Regions from separate parts of the Homo sapiens genome. Here region 1 is linked to region 2. Evidence: read pairs that join two places in POLR2A ChIA-PET (ENCODE). Cell type or tissue: OCI-LY7. All regions are shown on one strand. Links, peaks and the distances in the headings refer to the core of each region. The heading gives the core; the rest is flanking DNA. Region 1 overlaps TRIM2 (tripartite motif containing 2). Region 2 overlaps TMEM131L (transmembrane 131 like).

Evidence for each region. ChIA-PET counts read pairs that join two places held together with the same protein. Peaks named below come from ENCODE experiments on the same cell type or tissue, not always from the same donor. Only the 100,000 strongest peaks of a DNase experiment are listed, where the experiment ranks them.
Region 1: POLR2A ChIA-PET joins it to region 2 with 15 read pairs; 2 of 35 experiments call an interaction of 5 or more read pairs at or near these places.

The regions. Positions count from the first base shown.
Region 1 is chr4:153,270,885-153,282,394 of GRCh38, forward strand. TRIM2 (tripartite motif containing 2) reads left to right here. Exons shown (of 12, transcript NM_015271.5): 3 at 5,009-5,246. Among named protein-coding and RNA genes, the nearest start is that of MND1, 68 kb to the right of the region's middle. In OCI-LY7, for the core only: no CTCF peak of the experiment used is centred there; no DNase peak of the experiment used is centred there.
Region 2 is chr4:153,527,179-153,538,688 of GRCh38, forward strand. All of the region lies in intron 3 of TMEM131L (transmembrane 131 like), which reads left to right. It overlaps LOC105377498 (a long non-coding RNA gene), which reads right to left. Exons shown (of 3, transcript XR_939363.3): 2 at 9,612-9,694; 3 at 870-915. Among named protein-coding and RNA genes, the nearest start is that of TMEM131L, 67 kb to the left of the region's middle. RefSeq lists a silencer at 772-831 and enhancers at 7,239-7,815, 7,816-8,391, 8,906-9,411. In OCI-LY7, for the core only: CTCF peaks have their summits at 3,986, 4,185 and 9,082; no DNase peak of the experiment used is centred there; H3K4me3 peaks cover 672 bases; H3K27ac peaks cover 2,403 bases.

The DNA of each region.
Region 1 (11,510 bases), core at 2,165-10,164, 260 kb before region 2:
CCATATAACAAATCAGGTAAAACATCTGCATACATGAGTTGTTACTTCAAAAGGTATAGCTTCTTTTTCAAAGATTCTTCAGACACATACTAATGTCACATTTGAATGCTATGATGTTTTAGATAAAGAAAAAATATATATTAAATAAATTACCTGACTATGTAATTTGCTGTATGTGAAAACAGACTTCCTTATTTATCTTCTTCATAGAGTATTTGTTTTTGGAGAGGGGCGTTAATCAGTTATCAAAATATACTTTTACCCCATTGTTTAACTTACCATGTAAGCAATTAAGCATAAGTTTGTTAGTAATTAGTTTATCTTACTTATAAATATTTCCCTAGTAAAGTTATGTATCTTTCTTAAAAATAAATATGGTAATTGTGTTTTATAGCATTTTGTTAAGTACATTTTTATCATTATTTAATATACATACTTAAAATGCTTTACTTCCTGTGATAGAACTGGAAATCAGTATTTCAAATGGCTTCAAATCTATGCTGATTACACAAATATCTGATTTAACATGTCTTTATTATCTGATTGACCATTTTTTGAGTTGATTTACTTTGCAAGGTTCAATTGCAAAAGAATAACCATATCCTTCATGGTGGTGATGGATAGAAGGAGAAGGTAGATTTGTTACTAGTAGTTGTGGCTTTTTTGTTTGTTTTGGGTTGTTGTGGGGTTTTGTGTGTGTGCGTGTGCTTGTGTATATGGGTTTTGGTTTGTTTTAGTGGTGGTATATAGGGCACTTTTTATTTTATTCATTTTATACTTTGGCTTAAGTGCTTGGTAATTCATATTACAAAATAATTAGAGTGTGATTCCTCCATCCCCTTAATGGGTGCACCTAAAACATGAATACCAGCTAATAGTCCATGTGTCCCTGGGCACACATGGGAAGATCGTTACCTGATGTGCAGCAGTCGGCATAGCTTGGCTGATACTCTCTATAGAAGTGCATTCAGAGCCACTCAGTCTGAACTTGGCAGAATTGCCCCATATCCCAGTATTCAGTGTCCAGCCTATCTATTGTTTGGGTCCTACTTCCTCACTCTGACAGGTGAGAAGCAACACTCTGGCTGCCCTAGGTCTGCCCCTGCTATCTTCTTTGGGGATCTAGCCCAACCCACTTCCACTCCCCACCCAATAGCTGGTGGTAGAGATTTGTGAGATTCTGCTACAGCAAGTCCTTACACAATGCTCTGTGTTAAAATTGTTCCAGCCTCATGCATGTTGAGATGATTTCCTCTTCTTTTTTTATTTTATTTTTAATTTTGAGATGGAGTCGCACTCTGTTGCCCAGGCTGGAGTGCAGTGGCGCAAACTCAGCTCACTGCAAGCTCTGCCTCCCGGATTCACGCCATTCTCCTGCCTCAGCCTCCTGAGTAGCTAGGACTACAGGTGCCTGCCACCACGCCCAGCTAATTTTTTGTATTTTTAGTAGAGACGAGGTTTCACTGTGTTAGCCAGAATGGTCTTGATCTCCTGACCTCATGATCTGCCCAGCTCGGCCTCCCAAAGTGCTGGGATTACAGGCGTGAGCCACTGCGCCTGGCCAGATTTCCTCTTCTTTTATTTTTTATTTTATTAATTATTTATTAATTTATTTATTTTGAGACAGGATCTCACTCTGTCACCCAGTCTAGAGTGCAGTGGCACAATCACAGTTCACTGCAGCCTCAATTTCCCAGGCTCCAGAGATCTTCCCACCTCAACTTCTTGAGTAGTTGGGACCACAGGTGCACACCACCATGCCTGACTATAGAGACAGGGTTTCTCCATGTTGCCCAGGCTGGTCTCAAACTCCTGAGCGCAAGCAATCCAACTACCTTGGCCTCCCAAAGTGTTGGGCTTACAGGCGTGAGCCACTGCGTCCAGCCGAGAAGATTTCTGTTTGAAGGTGTTGAAGGTGCTGGCAACTTTCCTTAAAATGGGGTTTTTTGTTTGTTTGTTTGTTTGTTTGTTTTTGAGACGGAGTCTTGCTCTGTCACCAGGCTGGAGTGCAGTGGCGCTATCTCGGCTCACCGCAACTTCCGCCTCCTGGGTTAAGTGATTCTCCTGCCTCAGCCTCCCGAGTAGCTGGGACTACAGGCATGCGCCACTATGCCCAGCTAATTTTTGTATTTTTAGTAGAGACGGGGTTTCGCCATGTTGGCCAGGATGGTCTCGATCTCTTGACCTCGTGATCTGCCCATGTCGGCCTCCCAAAGAGCAGGGATTACAGGCATGAGTCACTGCGCCCGGTGGGGAAATTTTTGTTTATGCAGAGACAAAACTTTACAGCTTGTCTCACTGTCAGGAGAGTGAGCTCTAGGACCCCCATGTTCAGCCTCTGCTGGACATTCATACTGGCTACTCAGTGAGCACCTTACAGTCACTCTTTTTTTTTTTTTTTTTTTTTTTGAGACAGAGTCTCGCTCTGCCGCCCGGGCTGGAGTGCCGTGGCGCGATCTCGGCTCACTGCAAGCTCCACCTCCCGGGTTCACGCCATTCTCCTGCCTCAGCCTCCCGAGTAGCTGGGACTACAGGCGCCCGCCACCACGCCCGGCTAATTTTTTTTTTTTTTTTTTTTTTTTGTATTTTTAGTAGAAACGGGGTTTCACCGTGTTAGCCAGGATGGTCTCGATCTCCTGCCCTCGTGATCCACCCGCCTTGGCCTCCCAGAGTGCTGGCATTACAGGCGTGAGCCACCACGCCCAGCCCTTACAGTCACTCTTATCCCACATCTTCCAAAACAGCATCAAAAGGCTTGAAGGAGAGCAAAGCCAGACATAGCTGCTGGCCCCTTGGAACTCACAGCCTAGTGGAGGAGCCAGTCACTAACCCCCTAATTGCTCAGACTAATGTGAAATTAAACCAGTGACAAGTGCTGTACACCAGAAGTATACAGGAAACAATATAATAGAGGAATTTGCCCTAATCTGGGAAGGCTTCCTTGCAGAAGTGATGATTACGCAGAAACCCCAATGATGAGTAAAAATTAACTAAACAAAGGGGAGTGAATAGAATTTCAGGTATGTGCAAAGGTGCTATAGTGGGAGGTTGCTATAGTGAGTGAGAGGTGCTACAGTGAGAGGGTTATTCAACACTGAGGAAGAACTTAAATAAGTCCACTGTGGCTGGTATGCAGCAAATGAGGGGAAGAGACAGAAAGTATGTAGGTGCTAGGCCATATGAGATGTGTAATCCATGTTGCCATATATGGATTTTTGTCTTTGTTGTAAGAGCAGTGGAAGTGGAAACCATGGCATGGCTTTCATCTCAGATGGTGTGGGAGGGAGATTTAAATGGCTCTCTTTGAGTTTTGAGAAGGTCACTCTGGTTGCAATGTGGATAATTGTTAGAGGGTACAAGGATGGTTATATAGCAGGGCATGAAGAGAACTGGAGAGGTTAGAAAGATATGTAGGCATTTGGACATGCTTTGGTGATGGGTTGGATATGGAAAATGAAGGACAGTAAGGGAGTTACTGTTTTAAGAATGACTCCTAGTTTCTGGTTTGTTTAAATAAATGGATGGAGGTGCTATTCATCAGGAATGGGAGAGGATACAGTCTGGGGTTCAGATAATGGGTTTGGTTTTGTTCATGTTGAGTTTTAGGACCTGCAAGACATCTAAGAAAAGATGTCAACAGGTCAGTTAATGAGGCTCAAAGGAGATGTCTGTGGGAAGAAATATAATTTTGGGAGCCTGATGCTTGTAGCCACACCTGTGATATGAATATAATATTCCAGAAAGAGAAGAGGTCTCATGATGAATGGAACCTTGATTAACTCAAAACTGTATTGACTCAGAAAAGACAGAGCAGACAGGAGAACCATGTGAGTGTGGTGTCATAAAGTCAAGGGAAGAGAAATTTTTCAATAAAAAGGAAGGTGAGCAGAGCAATAATCAAGCTTAATGATACTTCCCAGAAGTCTAGTAAGATAAAATTGAAAAACATCTGCTGGATTCAGACGTCGTTAATGACCTTAGCAAAAGCTGTTTCATGTCTGGTATTGGTTCAGGGCTAGCTACCTCTGTGACATAGACAAGATCAGTGAATGTCTCTGATGTCAGGTCTATTCATCTGCAAAATAAGGGGAATGGGGCTAGGTTGGTGTGTTTTGAATTGTTTGGCTAGGTACTGGAAAAAATTGTATAGTCTAATTATTGAGAGCTTAGATTATGGTGCCAAACTGCCTGTGTTTGAATTTGTACTTTGTACTCTGCTCCTGACCAGCTAAGTATCTTGGACAAGTACGCTGGCCTGTCTCTGTCTGTTGCATCACGTGTCTCAAGGAATCATAACAGTACCTATCTCATAGGCTCATTGGAAGTACTTTGAATTCAATGAGCAGCATATGTGTGAGTCATTATTAGTGACACACTTCTTTAACTAAATGAGTTAAGTTGATACCTGTTGAGTAGAGACAAGGAGAAGAGATGGTGTGGCTCTGACTCTGGGTGTCCCATTCTTGCTTCAAGCAAATATTTCCACTTTGATGTGTTTTTTATATCTCATTATGATTTTGTACGTAAGAAGAATTTTATTGCTAACAAAAATATTTGATGTGTTTCTTTCAATTTCAAAGTCCACACATTTATGAGCCCACTGCTAGATATTGTGGGCCAGTGCTTCTCAAACTTTAACATGTATGCAAATCACATGGGGAGCTGACTCAGCAGGTGTTCGATAGGGTCTAAGATTCTGCATTTCTACCAAATGCACCCCCCAGGGAGGCTGACGCTGCTCATCCATGGACCACACTTTGTGTGCCAAGGCACTAGAAAACACTACAAAAGTCAATGACATTTTTTATTTCCTTGAGCATAATCATTTGCCTCATTAGTGTGAGTACAGCTTACCTGTTGGTTTCTGAAATATTATTTTCCTAGTAAAGGAGACTGGGATGGGAGTTTCTGCCAAATACCTTGTGTAGTCACTGAGAACATGTATGGTACCTGTGAGAAGTGGAGGTTCTGCACTGTGCTAAGCTCTCCACCTCTGCTTCTGCAACAGGTGCCTGCAGAACTACATTCCTGCCCACAGTTTAACCCTCTCCTGCCCAGTGTGCCGCCAGACCTCCATCCTGCCCGAGAAAGGGGTGGCCGCGCTCCAGAACAATTTCTTCATCACAAACCTGATGGACGTGCTGCAGCGAACTCCAGGCAGCAACGCTGAGGAGTCTTCCATCCTGGAGACAGTCACTGCTGTGGCTGCGGGAAAGCCTCTCTCTTGCCCAAACCACGATGGGAATGTAAGTGGCTGGGATGGCAGATACTGCCCGGGAGCATGACTACTGTGGCCTTGGGGAGGCTTTGGGTACATCAGAGATTACAGATTGAAACAGAACTCCATGTGGAAAAATCAGTAATTAAAAAAGATTTTTACCAGCCCTCAGACTACCTGCTCACTTTCTTTGACCAGAACTATTTAAATAACGAAATCAATCTCCACTGTGTCTCCTTCACACATATTGTTGGTATCCCCAGGACAGCAAACCAGTAGCTATTTGCAAGCTGACCTACATAAACATCTGTGTAATAAATTTATGGATACGGATTTAACAATGGATAAGTTCTGTAAGTTGAGAATGATTATTAAAATGTTAATTAGAGTTCTTTATTTTTCTTGGGAGGGAAATTTTCTCATGCTACATTAGACCTTATTCCTTATTAATAGATAGAATTTGAAGCTATGTGAATCCCTGATAGTAGATTATAGATTATGAATTCCAAACATATTTCTTGCTACTAGTGAGTACAATAACTGTTAGAAGCTCAGGAGGACCTGTGGGTACCATCAAGTAACTGATTCACAATAGCTATGTAACCTGAAGAGGCAGCATTGTGTAGCGTCTAAGGACATTGGCTTTGGAGTCAGGCTGCCTGATTCAAATCCTGCTCTTAAACTTATTCCCTGTGCCAGCTTTGGTAAGTTTATTAAACTCTCTGCGTCTCATTTCTTTATCAGTTAAAAAAAAGTAATAATAGTATTTACCATATAGAATATTGGAAGAATTAAATGTTCAAGTCATGTAAATCATATAGTAGGATCTTGATAAATGTCAGCTTTAACATTTTTTCATTAATTACTTTATATTCATCTCATTTGTATATTGGTCACTTCAAAAGTATTTGAAACTGCTTAAAACAAAAGGCCCAGGTATAACAAAACCACTAAGACAAGCAAGCAATCATTAGAGCAAAGCAATTCTTATTAGCCACACTACTGTTTGTTTACCTCATCTCCCAGCATTCTCTCTGCACACTGTGCTGGAGCCTCACCAGCCTCCTAGAACCTGCCAAATGGTTTCCCTCCTCGGGGCCTGGCTGTTCTGTTCCTTCTGCCTGGGTTGCTCTTTGTTTCCTCTTTATGTGGCGAGCTTATTCTCTTCCTTGAAGTCTCACTGCAAATTTCTCCTGCACACAGCAGTCTTCTCCACCTGTACCGTCTAACACAGGTTGCCTCTTACAGCTGGTTACCCTCCATCATGTCCCTGCTTTCTTTCCTCCCTGGTGCTCACTGTGGTCTGCTTGCCATCAGCTGTGTATTTGTGTACTTATTAGTCCTGGCTTTCCCTCTAGAATGTGAGCTCTGGGAGGGCAAGGACCTGTCATTAGACCCCTAGCACTGAGGGCAGTGTCTTATACATAGAAGTCAATAAATATTTGTTGAACAAATTTGCCAGACACCGTATTTGGCTCCTTAAACCCCCCTCTGCAAAGTAGTTGTTGGTTACTTTCACTTTATAAGATGAAGAAACTGAGGCTGAAACAGTTTAAGTCACAAAGCTTGCTGGGCACATTGTAAAAGCTAGCCCTGGAAGAAATAGCATCCTGAGCTTTCTGGTAGCCAAAACAAGAGAAGGACACCATGGCTTACACATCTGTAATAATTTAATTGAAAGCACACCAGGCTATTAATAGCTATCAGTTTTCCATGCATTTTATGCCAAGGGAAATTGATCATCTAAATTTTGTAAAAAGAACTTTTAAATGCTGCTTTTGAAAGCAGGTTGAGTATTTTCCTCATGACCACTTCTCACACTGGTGCTTAGTGAATGCTGAGGCTGTCTATGCCTGGAGCTTGCACTCTAAATACTAGTTATGGGAAGGTATTTCTATCAGGTGTAAGAGTGCCCCTTAAAATGAGGCTCTCTGGAGACGTGACTTGATAGAGGAGTAAAGTCTTAGAAACATTAGGTTGTTTTATTTTTTATGGGTTTTTTAGTTTTTGTTTTTGTTTCTGAGACAGAGTCTCAATCTGTCATCCAGGCTGGAGTGCAGTGGCACGATCATGGCTCACTGAAGCCTCGACCTCCTGGCTTAAGCGATCTTTCCACCTCAGTCCTGTCCTCTGCCCCAGTATCTGGGACTACAGGTGCATGCCACCACGCCCAGCTAATTTTTGTATTTTCTGTAGAGACAGGGTCTCACTATGTTGCCAAGACTGGTCTCAAACTCCTGGTCCCAAGTGATTCACCTGCCTTGGCCTCCCAAAGTGCTGAAATTACAGGTATGCGCCACTGTGCCCAGCCAAGCTAATATTTCTAACTGTCATTATTTCTCATTCTACATGACAGCCCCTTCATATCCCAAATTTACACCAGTGTCTATAGTAGGTCTCCTAATGTTTCTAAGGGCCAGACATGGTGGCTCATGCCTGTAATCCCAGCACTTTGGGAGGCTGAGGCAAGCCAATCGCTTGAGCCCAGGAGTTTGAGACCTGACTGGGCAACATGGCGAAATCCCACCTCTACCAAAAATACAAAAATCAGCTGGGCATGATGGGGCTGCACCTGTAGTCCCAGCTGTTCAGAGGCTGAGGTAGGAGGATCCTGTGGGTCCAGACATTGAGGCTTCAGTGAGCCATGATTGCGCCTCTGCGCTCCAACCCAGGTGACAGAGCAAGACTCTATCTCAAAAAAAAAAAAAAAAATTAAGAAAAAAAAAATAAATGTTACCTCCATAAGTAAAGTGAGAATGTCATGAAATTCAGGCAACAGCTTATAGCTCAAGGAAGCGGCTAGAACATGGAGACAGCGGAGTTGAGGGTGGGACACAGGTGGGCCTGAAAAGATAGATGTGGAGAGATTGGGATGAGCTGTGAATATCATTAAGAACATGTTTGACGTCAATTTCTTAAATTGCAAAAGCATCAAAGCCTTCTGAACAGGAGATAGGTATTTTATTGACATTTTGGAGGAATGGGGTGGCAGACACTAAAGGCTGGGAAACCAATTATGAGTTTACTGAATTGTCCAAATGAGAGATAAGAGATGGAACTAGAATGGCATCAATGGGCCTGGGGAAGACAGCGTGAATTTCAGAGAAAAGAGTACTCTTTGACTCAACAATCTGCCTCCCACAAATAAAAAGGCCTGTGCTAAAGTCTGTTAAGCTAAGCTATTAGATCGTGAGAACTTCAGCAACTAAAATTAATCTTATACTAGGTCACAAAGAAAATACCACTATATTTTCCCATTGTGTAAAGCAAGTTCCTGCCCTACAATGCACTAAAATTACATTAGTAACACATGTTTATGGGGAAAAAACAAATCTCCTTTAAAAGTTAATAATTATTTAATCAATAGAAAATAATAGAAATAATAGAAAATTGGACTATTTACAAAGTATTGGAAGTGGAAACTTTTTATATCCAATGTGTAGGGTCAAATCTCTACCCAGGAAATTTTATAGGTTTAAGTATTTTCCTTTATTTAAAAAGAATTCCAGCCTGGGCAACATAGTGAGTCCTCATCTCTACAAAAAAATCAAAACATGAGGCCGAGCACAGTGGCTCATACCTATAATCTCAGCACTTTGGGAGGCCGAGACAGGTGGATCACCTGAGGTCAGGAGTTCGAGACCAGCCTGGCCAACATGGTAAAACTCTGTCTCTATTAAAAATACAAAAATTAGCTGGGCATGGTGGCACATGACTGTAGTCGCAGCTACTCAGGAGGCTGAGGCAGGAGAATTATTTGAACCTGGGAAGCAGAGATTGCAATGAGCCAAGATTGTGCCACTGCACTCCAGCTTGGGCAACAGAGTGAGACTCTGTCTCAAAAAAAAAAAAAAAAAGCAGGGGGGGATAGTGGAGCAAGAGGATTGCTTGAGCCCAGAAGGTTGAGGCAGCAATGAGCTGTGATCGTGCCAAAGTACTCCTGCTTGGGTGATAAAGCGAGACCCTGCCCCTACCCCCACCCACCCCCCAAAAAAAGAATTCAACTCAAGTTAGAAAAAGAGTAATAAAATAAACATATGGAACATACACAAAGAAAGAAAAGAACAGAAATATCTACACATAGTATAGTAAGTTTATTAAATACATAGTATATATATTTCTGCATTGTAGGAAAAGCTAGAAAGGTCTCCCATTTCATTTGTGATACGCTTATAACCCTGATACCAAAACCTAATGAAGATAGAACAAAAAGAAAATCATTAGTAGCTTAATTAATGACATTGGCTGTAAAATTATTAATTAAAATACCCCAGCAAATTCCTTTTTTTTTTTTTTTTGCTGGGTCTCACTCTGTCACCAAGGCTAGAGTGCAAGTGGCACTATCTATCATGGTTCACTGTAACCTCCAACTCCAGGGCTCAAGTGATACCCCTGTCTCAGCCTCCAGAGTAGCTGGGACTACAGGAACATGCTACCATGCCTGGCTAATTCTTTAAGTTTTTGTTGAGAAAAGGTCTTATGTTGCCCAGGCTGGTTGCAAACTGGCCTCAAGGGATCCTCCCATCTGGACCTCCCAAAGTGCTAGGATTACAGGCATGAGCCACTATGTCCAGCCCACCAGCAAATTCTTTTTTTTTTTGAGACGGAGTCTCGCTCTGTTGCCCAGGCTGGAGTGCAGCGGCACGATCTTGGCTGACTACAAGCTCTGCCTCCCGGGTTCACACCATTCTCCTGCCTCAGCCGCCCGAGTAGCTGGGACTACAGATGCCCGCCACCAAACTTGGCTAATTTTTTGTGTTTTTAGTAGAGATGGGGTTTCACCATGTTAGCCAGGATGGTCTCGATCTCCTGACCTCGTGATCTGCCCGCCTCGGCCTCCCAAAGTGCTGGGATTACAGGTGTGAGCCACCGCGCCCAGCCTGCAAATTCTTAATATGTAAAAGCACTTACAAATTAAGAAAAATATGAGCATCATAAAAGAAAATGAGCAAATAACTCAGAAAATCCACAGAGGATATATAAATGCCTAAAAATCATTTATGGAAAAATGTCAAGCTTCACAGATAATCAGTTCTTTTCAAATTAACTACAAATTTTTTAAAAGGTAGTAACCAGCGCTCTTGAGAGTATGTATGGTGAGACATTTTCATATGCTGTGGGTGGAAGGGTAAATTGCTCTTCAGAAAGTTTACGTCAATTTGACAAAATATAATGAGTGTTTTATACAGCCTCTCATCTTTTAATCCAGTAATTCCACCAGTGGAAATATTTCTAAGGAAATAGCTAGAGCGGAAGATAAAGCTCAAAAATTGGAAATAATCTAAATGTGCAACATTAGGGGGCAAGAATGCTTGGCAAATTAGCAGCATGTGCCTTAAATCATTCTATTGTTTGATTATAGATTGTAGAAGTTCACTGCTGCTGTTTTGAAACAGAAGTCTTCATTGCATATTCAAGCCAAATTCATGCAATGTTCCAGATAAATTGCTGCAGTTAGTTGCTGTGAGTAGATCTTTAAAAACAATCCAAGCATCTGAAGGTTAATAAAATCAATTCATTAACAATAAAGCAGGGTGCTGCCATCCCCACTGTCTGATGCTGATTGGCACGTGTGGATGAAAGCCTGTCATCAACTTTAAGTGCTGTGACACTATCTGTCTTCTAATTAAACTGCCATGGTGGCATTGTTCAAATACAAAAGAAAAAGAAAAATAATGGTCAGTGATCTAACAGGTTCTTTGCACTTAAAGCAGACACTTGAGCTCATGCCTCATGGTCCCTGGAACACAAATGATCATTAAACCCTGTTATTGGTTGCTTAGGCACCTGACTATCAAGGGTGTCAAAGGTGCAAAGGAGAGGTCCTCATTAAGACTGCCCTGCCACTAACAAGTTTCCACTTCCATATCAGGATCAACTGTCAGTGCCCTTAAGAAGCCAAGCCTCAGGGTTGGCTGCAAGACCTTGACCATCTTTTTTGCATGTTAGGAATGCATAGGATCCTGCCAGTCTCTTCTGGTGAACATAAATGGTGACTATCCATCAACAACAAGCTCATCCTAGCTTTTGGCCTGCCCACCCACCCCAGGCCGCACCAGCATCATCTCACTGGAGATGGATGAAATGGATGAGCTCAGCAGAATTACACGCCCCACACAATTAGCTCTCAGCTTAAACCAAAGCTGTCAGAACCGAAGCACGAGCCTTTGAAAATGACTAGCTATTGATAATTCAAAATCATTTCAGGGCCTTGGCTTCCCAAGACACACTTAAGATATTGAACTAGGAATAATAAGCCAGGTCTGCTGCTGTCTCTTCAAAGCTGAGATCA
Region 2 (11,510 bases), core at 2,425-10,424:
ACTGACAATAGTAAATGAATCTTGCAAGGGGGAGGTGAAAGTAATTTTCATCGTAATTATCATTTGGTGACTTGTTGCCAAATCTTCAGTTTTTTTTCTTTGTGGGGGGGCGGTGATGAGGTCTCATTCTGTTGCCCAGGCTGTAGTGCAGTGGTACGATCTCAGCTCACTGCAGCCTCCGCCTCCTGGGTTCAAGCAATTCTCCCACCTCATCCTCCCGAGTAGCTGAGATTTCAGGTGTGCACCACCATGCCCGGCTAAGTTTTTGTATTCTTTGGTAGAGACAGGGTTTCACCATGTTGCTCAGGCTGGTCTTTTGAACTCCTGGGCTCAAGTGATCCGCTTGCCTTGGCCTCTCAGTGTGCTAGGATTACAGGCATGAGCCACTGGCCCAAATCCTGAGTTTCTTCTCGTCTTTTTTATAGTGCATTGATCCAAATCAGGCAAGTGTATGTGACCCCACCCCTGCCCTGATTTAATGTTTACTTCCTTTTCTTCATAGTTTTATAACTTGTTGCCAGTGAAAGGATCAGAATTTGGGGGTCTTTCGTGTTTGAGGAAACGCAGCCCAGGAAGGGAACCCAACACGTTTTACCTGGCAGCGTGTGGCTGAGCCTGGAGTGTCATCTTGGGCCCCTGACTCTGAGGTGAAGGCTGTTTCTGCAACATTTGGGTCTAACCTCGTCCTTTTACTGCGACCTGCCTCAGGACCACCTTGCATTTGTCTCTCTTCAGTTTCCTCTTTTTTGGTACTATATGCGTACAACTTCGAGAAGCTTCTGTAATTTTAGTTCAGTTTGTGTGTTGTGCAGCCATACCATTAACTGAGCAGGTTCTTTTCCTCACCGTCTGGTCTGAATTTCCTTGTCCTGCGGAAAGGCATTGCCTGCCACGCCTTGTTGAGTTCTCTCATCTCTGAAATAAAGAGGAAAATAGACGTTATACATTTTGAAAGCCTCAGTTTACTTCCAGGTTTTGGCATAATATAAAACAGGTTACAGCTTGCCTCTTCAGGTGGATTATTTAGTCGTAAAAATGGAAACTTATTGATAGGGAAAACCCAGCCTACGAAAACAGAACAGAGCGCAAGACTGCGTTTGAGCTCCCAGCAGTTGGCATTGGTAGATTTGTGTGGGTGATAAAACATAAGTTTTGTATTTGATGTATCCTTTTCCAGTGAAGTGGGAAAACTGTGACATGTTTCACAATATTGAAAAAAGCGTACCAGTTTTAATATAGAGTGTGAAGTCTGGTGGCAGTAATGCAGATAAACCATTCCCCTTTGGAAATTTAGGGGCTTTAAAAACAACAAAACAAATCACAATAAGGTAAGAAAAAGTGTAAGTTCAAAAGCAGGTAAAGGAGGAAAATACTTTTAAATTTAAGGAGGAAATTGCTTTCTCACTTGCATTCTTTTTAATGTTTTTCCTACTTTCCCTAAAATAACAGAACCTGGTCTCTTATAGGTTCTCTGCCTAGGCTGTCTCGTAATGTGTTCATATTAAAGTTGCTGTTCCACAAGCAAAGCAGGTACAGCGTATGCCTCTGTTTCAGAGCTTCCAAGCCTAATAGAAATAGTCTTGGGGAGAGAGGGATTTGGTTGGGGGTGGGGGAGCCAACCCCTCCCTCGGAGAGTGTGGGCCACAGATAGGGTAGACTTTGAAACTCAAGAGAAACATCTGCAATGGTTTCTTATCTGACCATGCACAGTGTATGGTGGGTCACACCAGTCTTTGAATTTTGGCACCCTTTCGGTAGGGTAAGTTTCTGTGGGTCTGGCCTCCGAGAGTTGTGGCCTCCGGATTAAAGAGGTGGGATCCAGTGAGCTGAGGAAGAACCTTCCATTGCTTTTATCCCCACTGTCCAGAGGGTCCCAGAGACTGCCCATCAGTTGCCTGTTCTGTGATCACTGGTGATTTCTGGGAGGTTTTGTGATTAATTTTATCTCGGTGCTTATGAGAAATGACACTTAACCTCATGTCTTTGAACCTTGACTTTCATCTGTAGAAAATGGAAATGTTCTGTTCCATAGAGAGTCAGTTGTACTTGCACTGGTAAAAGAAATGATTGATTACTTTGAATATTCTATTTAAGGAAATGGTACACAGCATACTTCTAAAATGTAGATGGGATGGAATCCTTTTTACAAAAGAAATGAAAGTAAAATTTCCACTAAAATTGGCAAGCTTTTGTGGGTGTACCTGTTTCATCTTCAGCATGACTTGAAGAGGAACTTTAGTCAGTGTATATGTTTCCACTTACTGAAAGTGAGTATGTAAAGTAACTAAACCTATAGTGGACTCTTTATTTAGAAATAGATACTGCTACTTTGGAAGGGAGTGGATTGAAAGAGTTGAAAAACTAAAGAGAAGAGAAAACTGAATCCTTGGGGGGAAAATCTTAATGCAAGCACAAATATAACACCAAATTAAATCTAGGAGGAAAAGTAGTTTGAGCACAAGGGAAAATAAATTTTAAAATTTAAGGGTATGTGTACGTTTTATGTCACGCTGTGGTATACTCTCTGGTCTGAATCCTTGTGATAGGAATGATTTCATTTGCTTCAAACACCTCCCTTTTTCTCCCCTACCCCCTTCACATAACCTGTGGGAGATTTTCTGTATTTGGCTTATGCCCATGTTTTGAAGTCACACAGTGTATTAAGTAAGATCTGATTGCAAAAATGGTCTCTGTTAAAACAGGCTGTTACACAAGATGTTACCATATGTTCATTTCACGAGACCTCACACATGCTTTAAGGACCATCATTATTTCAAATCTAAGTAGTTTATAGTTCATATTTGTGTCAAATATTCCATTTGCAGCCTCTAAAATTCTTGCCATCTCTGTTGTCCTTTTTTTTTTTTTTTAGGTCTGTGCTGCTTCCTGGAGAATACAAACTCCTTGTAGTCAGGGTCTGTGTTTTATACTTTTATCCATTCACTACACCTAATGCTGTGTTGGATATAAGGTCCGGGAAATACTGTGTAAAAATTGCTGGTTGAATTTTGGCAGATCTTGGTAACGTGATTATCAGGATATTCCAGGGGAAGTGGCATTAGTATACTTAAACTGATAGTTTAAGTGTCATTAATTTGGTGGATGGTGGCATTTTGGGGAAAAGAGCCGGTTTATTGGATGATAAATCAGGACCCTGATCTAGACAGGCTGCATTATGAGCTAAATCAAAGAATAAATTCAAAAGATATTATTAGGTATGGTACAGTACTGGGACATGAACGAGCAGTTTCCCCACAGGAAGGGGAAATAGAAAAACGCCCAAAGGAAGTACTGTAGGTGAGAGAGACTTGAGGGTTGTTAGAGACTGCTTGAAAAGAGAATGCTGCATAGGCGTAGTTTGAAGTTGAGGGTCTTCTGTCCAGGGTAGGCTGGCTTGCTGTACTTGGTGCTGGCAAGTACCTTTAAAAGGTATTCATTGGGTATTTTCACAAGCACATTTCACTCATGCAAGTTCGACCTCTGGAGCATAGCAAAAAGTGAGTGATTTCGTCCCACTGTTTGACTGAGTTGATATCTGACATTGGACCAGCAGCAGTGACAGAGGTAGCTCTTAGGTCTTAGGATCGCAGCTGAGAGGATGTGGCTGACTCAGTAGTTCCAAGATAGCTTCCTGAGGCCCCCCCACTTTCCTGATGTGGCAGAGGCACCAGCACCCCTTGTGGGCCAGTTCCATGTGGTTCTGGGAGTCTTTCCTGGAGGCCCGGCATAGAGCCTGCTCCCTTGAACTCTTCAGTGATTTTATAAGCACCTAATTCTCTATATTAAATCCCTTTCTGCTTAAAATAGCTAGCTCATTTCCTGCAGCCTGACTCTGGCTGAGGCTGAAGAATTTTATAATGGGAATGAGCTGCATTGGAAACAGAAGTGTCACTGCAAGTATCCTGGAATGAGCAGCAGATAGATGGATAAATGGATCAGTGGTTCCCAAATGCATGTACTCAGGTTCCTTCTGCTCCCCTAGTGGATGCATGTACACTGGAATTGTCTGAGAGAGCTATTCCTCAAACACAGATTCCTAGGCTCTATCCCTAGAAATTCTGATACGGGGGAAGTGCTGGAACCCTTGAATCCATATTATCTCTGAGAGATGGCCACATTGGCTATTACTGGACTAAATTATTTCTTGACTCTAGGAGCCAGTGCCCATGAGAATTCTTTTTAAAAGGGAGGAAGTGTTTAGGAGCTACACATTTTTAAAGATTCCACTACAGAGGATATACCTTTTCTTGGATATAAAGGGATTAATCCTGTAAATACTGTCAGAATGTGAACTCTACAGGATTTCCCTCTTTTGTTATTACTGGAGGAAAGGAATATATTTCAAAAATGTTACTGAATCCAGAATAAAAATTGAGTTGTCTGTAATGAGAGTTAAAAATTCATGTGACTACCTTATTATACAGTATTTTATTATATAAACGTGGCATTTTACAGTATAATACGCTATTTTATTGTATAAAGTGCTGTTAGTATATTTTCTTATCTCTGTTTATAGTTAAAGGAAAAAGACAATGGAAGTTATTTAAAATCCGGAAATGCCTCCTAAGAAGAGAGGTCAAGGGATTATTTGGAGAACTGGCGAATTTAGGATAATTTTGTACTGTTAGAGTTTGCTGAGCTCTGGAAGCCAGGTGTTTTAAGGATCACATGTCTGGTGTAAGCACTTGTTCTTCTCTTATTCTATTTCCCCACCTCTCCACCACCTCCCCACCAAACCCCAGTCCTGATTTCTGCCCTTCTCTTCATCTTCTGGCCCTTTTAAGGTGCATGCTAACAGATGAAGAAGGAAATCACCATTGTTCTCCAGTCTAGTAGAGCCTGCTTGATTGAAATTGATTAGCTCTAGATGATTGGAGTCCTTGTAGCAGCAGGGGTTATATGTCAAATGGATCTCCACTGAAGGCCAAAGCTGTTCTTCCTCTGCAGCTGCCAGGCTGCTTGAAATTAGGCAGAATGATTTTGCACTTGGATAATAGTCAGGAATTAACTGCAGCTTACAAAGCACTGCATAATTATGGGAAATGTGGATGGTGCTAATCAAATGCATCTGCATATGGCATTTTCATTATGTACAGGAGGCGTATGTGTGCACAGAAAGGGAATGAGCTTGTGTAGAGCTTGTATGGGTACATGTGTGAGAAGATGCATCTGTAGAAATGGCCTCCTCTTTCCTACATGGAATCCTGACAGAATGATTGAATTAGGAGTCTGGCGTGTGTGCTTACTTGCTATTAGTGCTTTTTTTTTAAAAAAAAAAAAAGCTTTATTGAGATACAATTCACATGGCATACAATTTGCCCACTTAAAGAGTGCAACTCAATATTTTTTAGTGTATTTGTGGGGTTTTGCAACCAGCAGCACACTCTAATTTTAGAACACTTTTATCCCTCCTAAAATAACCTGTTGGTTCTTTTATAAAGAAAATGTAGTTTGTACTTTTCGACGGACACTTTTTCTTTTTTTTTTAAGTGGGAATTTCAGATCATCTTCAGCCTTTTGCAAAATTATACTGTTTCTCGGAAAGCATTTGTTTTTATAAATAGTCATAAAATGTTTCTTAACGTTCCAAAGGTTACCTGCTGACTTTTGGACACAATCTCATGAATTATGTTTTAGTTGCTGGGTTCATGTACCTACTAGTTGGAATCTTTTCAGCTTCAAGTGACAGATTTCACTCAGCTAGCTGACGCATTAAAGGAACTCATTGGCCCTGGTAACCTGGAAGAAGCAGGGGTATTAGCTTCAGGCACAGGTGGATTTAGGGATTCTCTCTCTTTCTCAATTCTTTTTTTTTTTTTTTTTTGAGACAGAGTTTCGTTCTTGTTGCCCAGGCTGGAGTGCAGTGTTGGCGATCTTGGCTCACCACAACCTCTGTCTCCCGGGTTCAAGCAATTTTCCTGCCTCAGCTTCCCAAGTAGCTGGGATTACAGGCATGCACTACCACACCCGGCTAATTTTGTATTTTTGTAGAGACGGGGTTTCTCCATGTTGGTCAGGCTGGTCTCGAACTCCCGACCTCACTTTATCCACCCGCCTTGGCCTCCCAAAGTGCTGGGATTACAGGCGTAAGCTACCGCACCCAGCCTCCTTCTTAATTCTTTTATTTCCACATTGGCCACGTTCACCCCATTATAAGTAGGGGGACTGCGTGTGGGAGTGGGGCGCACATCTGCAGCAGCAGTGGCGGAGGGGAGGCTGCCAATCAGGTGCTGAGCCTCACCTCAGTTTGCCTGTATTTTGTGTCACTGGCTTATAAATTACTCTAGGTTTTGATTTATTTCTTCATTCTGGGATTACAGATCTATTCATTCAAGCAGTGGAACTAAAAGAACCATCTCAGGCATGCTGCAATAACCAATGTTGCTGATTCAGATGGTTAGTCAAAGCATTTGAACCAGGCCCAGGCTGTGGGTGCTACTTTCTAAAAGATTCTCCCCAAGCCAAGGGTTACCAACTTGGACCTCCTCTTACAGTCCTGTTTGAGCATGATCCACCTGATCAGGCAATTTCTAGCTTAATCTCTTTCTAAACTTTTCATTGCCTGGTTCAGTACCTTATTTTCCTTAGTAGGATCCTATGTTTTTTGCATTTTTAAGTTTCTTAGTTGTCTTGCCCTCTAACATTTACAGCATTCGTAATTTAGCAAATCACTAAATGTTGTATTTGTGATTGGCATGAATAGACCCGATATATTTTTTAAGCTGAAAAAGAAATATAACCAACCTGACATTGGTTTTTAAAAGTATTCTATACATACTTTTATTGTTTTGGTAAATTAGATTTGGTGAAGGTTTTGGTTGAAGTTTGGGAAACGTTTTTTATGATTCTGCAGTTTCTGACATGCTAGGATGAAGCCAGCTTTATACTGAGTAATTAAAAAGAAATATTATGAGGCCTGAATTGTGATTTTATAAATCAATGACACCGGTTTGGGAAGGTTTTCTTTCACTCAACAAATGTTACCGAGTGAGTGTTCTGTAAATACAAAACAGCAAACCAAATAGACCAAAATCTAGTGGACCTTGCAGTCTAATAGGATGTGAGAAAGAGAAAACTGCGAAACTAAATTTTATGGATGTTATAAGGTGATATGTGGTATAGAAAAAGTGGAAACAACCGGTCAAGGGAAAAGAGGATGAGGATTGTGGTGTGGGCTGCAGCTATAAACAGGAGGTTGAAGCTTATTAAGAGGGTGAGATTTTACAAGGATTTGAAGGAGGTGGAGGATTTATTTTTATTTTTTATTTTTTTTGAGACAGAGTCTTGCTCTGTCGCCCAGGCTGGAGTACAGTGGCGCAATCTCAGCTCACTGCAACCTTTGCCTCCCGGGTTCAAGCGATTCTCCTGCCTCAGCCTCCCTAGTAGCTGGGACTACAGGCGTGTGCTACCACGCCCGGCTAATTTTTTGTATTTTTAGTAGAGACGGGATTTCACCATGTTAGCCAGGATGGTCTCTATCTCCTGACCTCGTGATACGCCCGCCTCGGCCTCCCAATGTGCTAGGATTACAGGCGTGAGCCACGGCGCCTGGCCAGGAGTTGGAGGATTTGATGGAGATGAGGGAGTTTGCCATGAGGCTGTCTGGGTGAAGAATGTTCCAGATAGAGAGAACAGCCACTGCAAAGGACTTTAAGGTAGGAGGACCATATACTTGGGATATTCCCAGTGAAGCCAGAAGACCCTTGTGGTGAGAGCACCGTGGGTACAGACCTGGAGAGGGGTGTGGAGTTGGTGAGGTCACAGGGAGAGCACAGCGTGAGGCCTTGGAAATGCGGAGTTCTTGTGGGGATTTTGAGCAGAGCAGTGATGCCATTTGAATTAGGTTTAAAGAGGCCATGCTGGCAGTGCTGAGCCTGGGTGGCAGGGAAACCAGTGAGGCCCTTACAGCCAGGAAGCAAGAGATGGAGAGACATGATGGGTGCTTGGATCAGGTGTGGCAGTGGGCCTGGTGAAAGCGGAGCTCATGGGATTTCCGATGGATGGGATGCGGGGTGTGAGAAAGAGAACAGTTAGGGATGACTCCAGGGTTATTGGCTTGAACAACTGAGCGGAGATGGCTGTGGGCAGTTGGGTGTGGGGGTAAGATCAGGAGCTCAGTTTCACACCTGTTGAGTTTTGGGATGTCTTTTCGACATTCCAGAGCACATGTGGATGGGCAGTTGGGAAGGGTGCTGGGCTAGAGATGTAAATTTGGGGTGGTGTTTACAGCCTTCACGTTGGATCAGATAAGCATTGAGTCATTTTAGATTGCTTAGAAAAGAGGACCAGGGTCTGGAGCCTGGGGTGTCTCTGCATTCAGAAGGGTGGTAGAGGAGACTGAGAGGTGGCCAGCGAGTTAGGGGAAGTGAAGCAACATAACAAAACCAATTATTTAAAAGCTAACTTTTGTTAGCTTTTAAATAATTTATTAATGTGGAAATATGCTGTTTGAATCAAAAAAAGAAATAACTATAAGCTGTATTTAGGAAGAGTGTACCTTCCTATTGCTCTTGAGTTTTCAAAAAGCACATCGTTCTGAACATCTTTAATATTCTCACAGGTTCAGAACCATTTTGGAGAGTCAGGCAAAAGGAAAGTGTCTGATATTCTACTCATCCTAACGTTGCTGTTAATATTTTGGTATTTGCCTTCTCATTTTCCTTTGTATATTTTTTTTAGTTGTAATCTTGTTGCACACAGCAGCTTTGTTTCCTTTTGTTTACTTGTCACGGCAACGGCAGCACTTTTTTCATGTTGCTGTTTACAATCTTCAAAACACAATTTTTATTGGAGCGCTCTGCTTCTTTTGGAATGGGTATTTATTGAGAGAAGGATTGAATGGACAAAACCACGTTGCTACCAGCTGATCTTTGCTTTTCCCTGCCTTCCTGCACATCTGCATAGGATTCATACCGTGCTTTGTCTGGGGATGGAGAATGCTGGAAAGACAGGGGAAGTTGTTAGGATCTGGGCTGAAAATCCAGGAGCAAGACTGGGGCAGACCTGGCCACTGGGGGGGTTAACAAGCTGCTGATGGGGCAGAGGGAGTGAGGGCCTGTGGAGAGGGACTCCTGGGCTTGAGGGACCACGCAGGGCCATTCTTTCTTTTGCAGACATCTTCAGCAATAACACTTCAGTGCCTCAAGGGTTTGAAAGAAGAATTACAATTTAAAAGGAAAACTCTTCATGTATGATTTGCATATGAGTGGCATCTGTATAATTAAGAACAATTAAGTTCCCTGAGCTGAATTGAAAGGGAGGCTCCTGCTTCAGTTGCTGCAGTGCCTGCAGTGCAGCCTCTAGCTGTCAGGGCACTGGAGTTCTGTTGGAGGCATTCTGCCCACCTCCCCACAACCTCTAATAAAAGAAATCCTGAAACACTTTGCTGGGTGCTTGGCAAAACTCTTTACAAACACATTTCATTTAATCCTCACAATGGATTTAGGGGGTCTGTGTCAGTCAGATTCTCTAGAGGGACAGAACTGACAGAATCGATCGATCTATCTAGCTATCTGTCTTGTCTGTCTGTCTGTCTATCTATCTCCCTCCCTCCCTCCCTCCCTTCTATGTATATATATAAAGGGGAGTTTATTACAAAGTATTAAACTCACCCGATCACAAGGTCCAATAGGTTGTCTGCAAGCTGAGGAGCAAGGAAACCAGTCCGAGTCCCAAAGCTGAAGAACTTGGGAGTCTGATGTTCCAGGGCAGGAAGCATCCAGCACGGGAGAAAGCATAGGAAAAAGATGTTGGCTGGGAGGCTAAGCCAGTCTAGCCTTTTCATGCTTTTCTGCCTGCTTTATATCCTGGCTGCGCTGGCAGCTGATTAGATGGTGCCCACCCAGATTAAGGGTGGGTCTGCCTTTCCCAGCCCACTGACTCAAATGTTAATCTCCTTTGGCAACACCCTCACGGACACACCCAGGATCAATACTCTGCATCCTTCAATCAAGTTGATACTCAGTATTAACCATCACAGGGTCTTACCTTAATTTTATAATAGTGGAAACTGAACTTCTGATCACAAGAGCATTAGATGATCTCTTGTACTCATCTTTATGGTTAACTCCACCTTTGTAGATTGTTCCTGATTGGGACCCAGTGAACCTGTTACAGGAAAGAGGTTCTGATCTAGACCCCAAGAGAGAGTTCTTGAATCTCACACAAGAAAGAATTCAAGGCAAGTCCATAGTGCAAAGCAAAAGCAGGTTTATTAAGAAAGTAAACGAATGAAAGAATGGCTACTCCATAGTCAGAACAGCCCTGAGGGCTGCTGGTTGCCCATTTTCATGGTTATTTCTTGATGATATGCTAAATAAGGGGTGGATTATTTATGCCTCCCCTTTTTTGACCGTATAGGGTAACATACTGATGTTGCCATGGCATTTGTAAACTGTCATGGCGCTGGTGGAGTGTAGCAGTGAGGACAACCAGAGGTCGCTCTTGTGGCCATCTTGGTTTTGGTGGGTTTCGGCCGGCTTCTTTACTGCAACCTGTTTCATCAGCAAGGCCTTTATGACCTGTATCTTGTGCTGACCTCTTATCTCATCCAAGACTTAGAATGCCTTAACTGTCTGGGAATGCAGCCCAGTAGGTTTCAGCCTCGTTTTACCCAGCTCCTATTTAAGATGGAGTTGCTCTGGTTCAAAAGCCTCTGACAAACCTGTAGGAATTTAGCCTCATTGTTTCTTCCACTGCTGTGTTATATCTGATGGACTCCTTTCTCCCTAGACTAACTGGGAAGCAAGATGCAACTTTCCCTGATTTTTTCTCTTCTGATTTTGCAAGAACTCTGCAGTTTCACACAACACTGAACAACTTTAAGTAGAGCGGGAACACAAGTATTTTCCCTTGTAAGGTTCCTGCCAGCCACCCCACAGGAAGGAGGTAATGTGTATCGGTATTTGAGGATGTTTTAAGCAATCTTCAAAGAGTAGGATAATTCTTACCCCTTGCCTTCCCTGAAATGTAAATGGCAGTGGTTCTTATTGACTATGCTCCTTCCAGGACTTTGTTCCTTCCAGGTGGGGATGTCACCTGTGTGCTCCTTCTAGCACCTCTTTTCTTTCTGGTGTGGCCACATCAGTCTGGAATACCCTCCCACCTTTGGTTCCCTGAAGCATCTCATGGAGGTCCTTGTACGTCCCTGCAGGTCTAGTTACGAAGCAGAAGGATAGGCTCTAAACCAGTCACATGCAGGCACTTCCCAGTTTACATCAGTGCAGGGCCAAAGCCACCCTAGGCCCCCACCAGAACCAATGGGTTTTCCCAGTGAAAGACAGCAGGAACCATCCTTTCCATACTTAGGATTTTCTTTGTTTTACCATCAGATTTGGGTTATGTTTGAGTGACTTTTATTGCTTCAGCCACTTAGCTTTCTGGTTTATTGGGATGCTCTGCTTCTGGCCGCCCTGAAAGGCTGGCACTGCTGAAAAACCCGCCTCCCTCAGGGCAAGCAGGGGCTGGAGTGATGAGGCCATGTAGTATTAGTTCCGCTGAGCAGCTGCTGC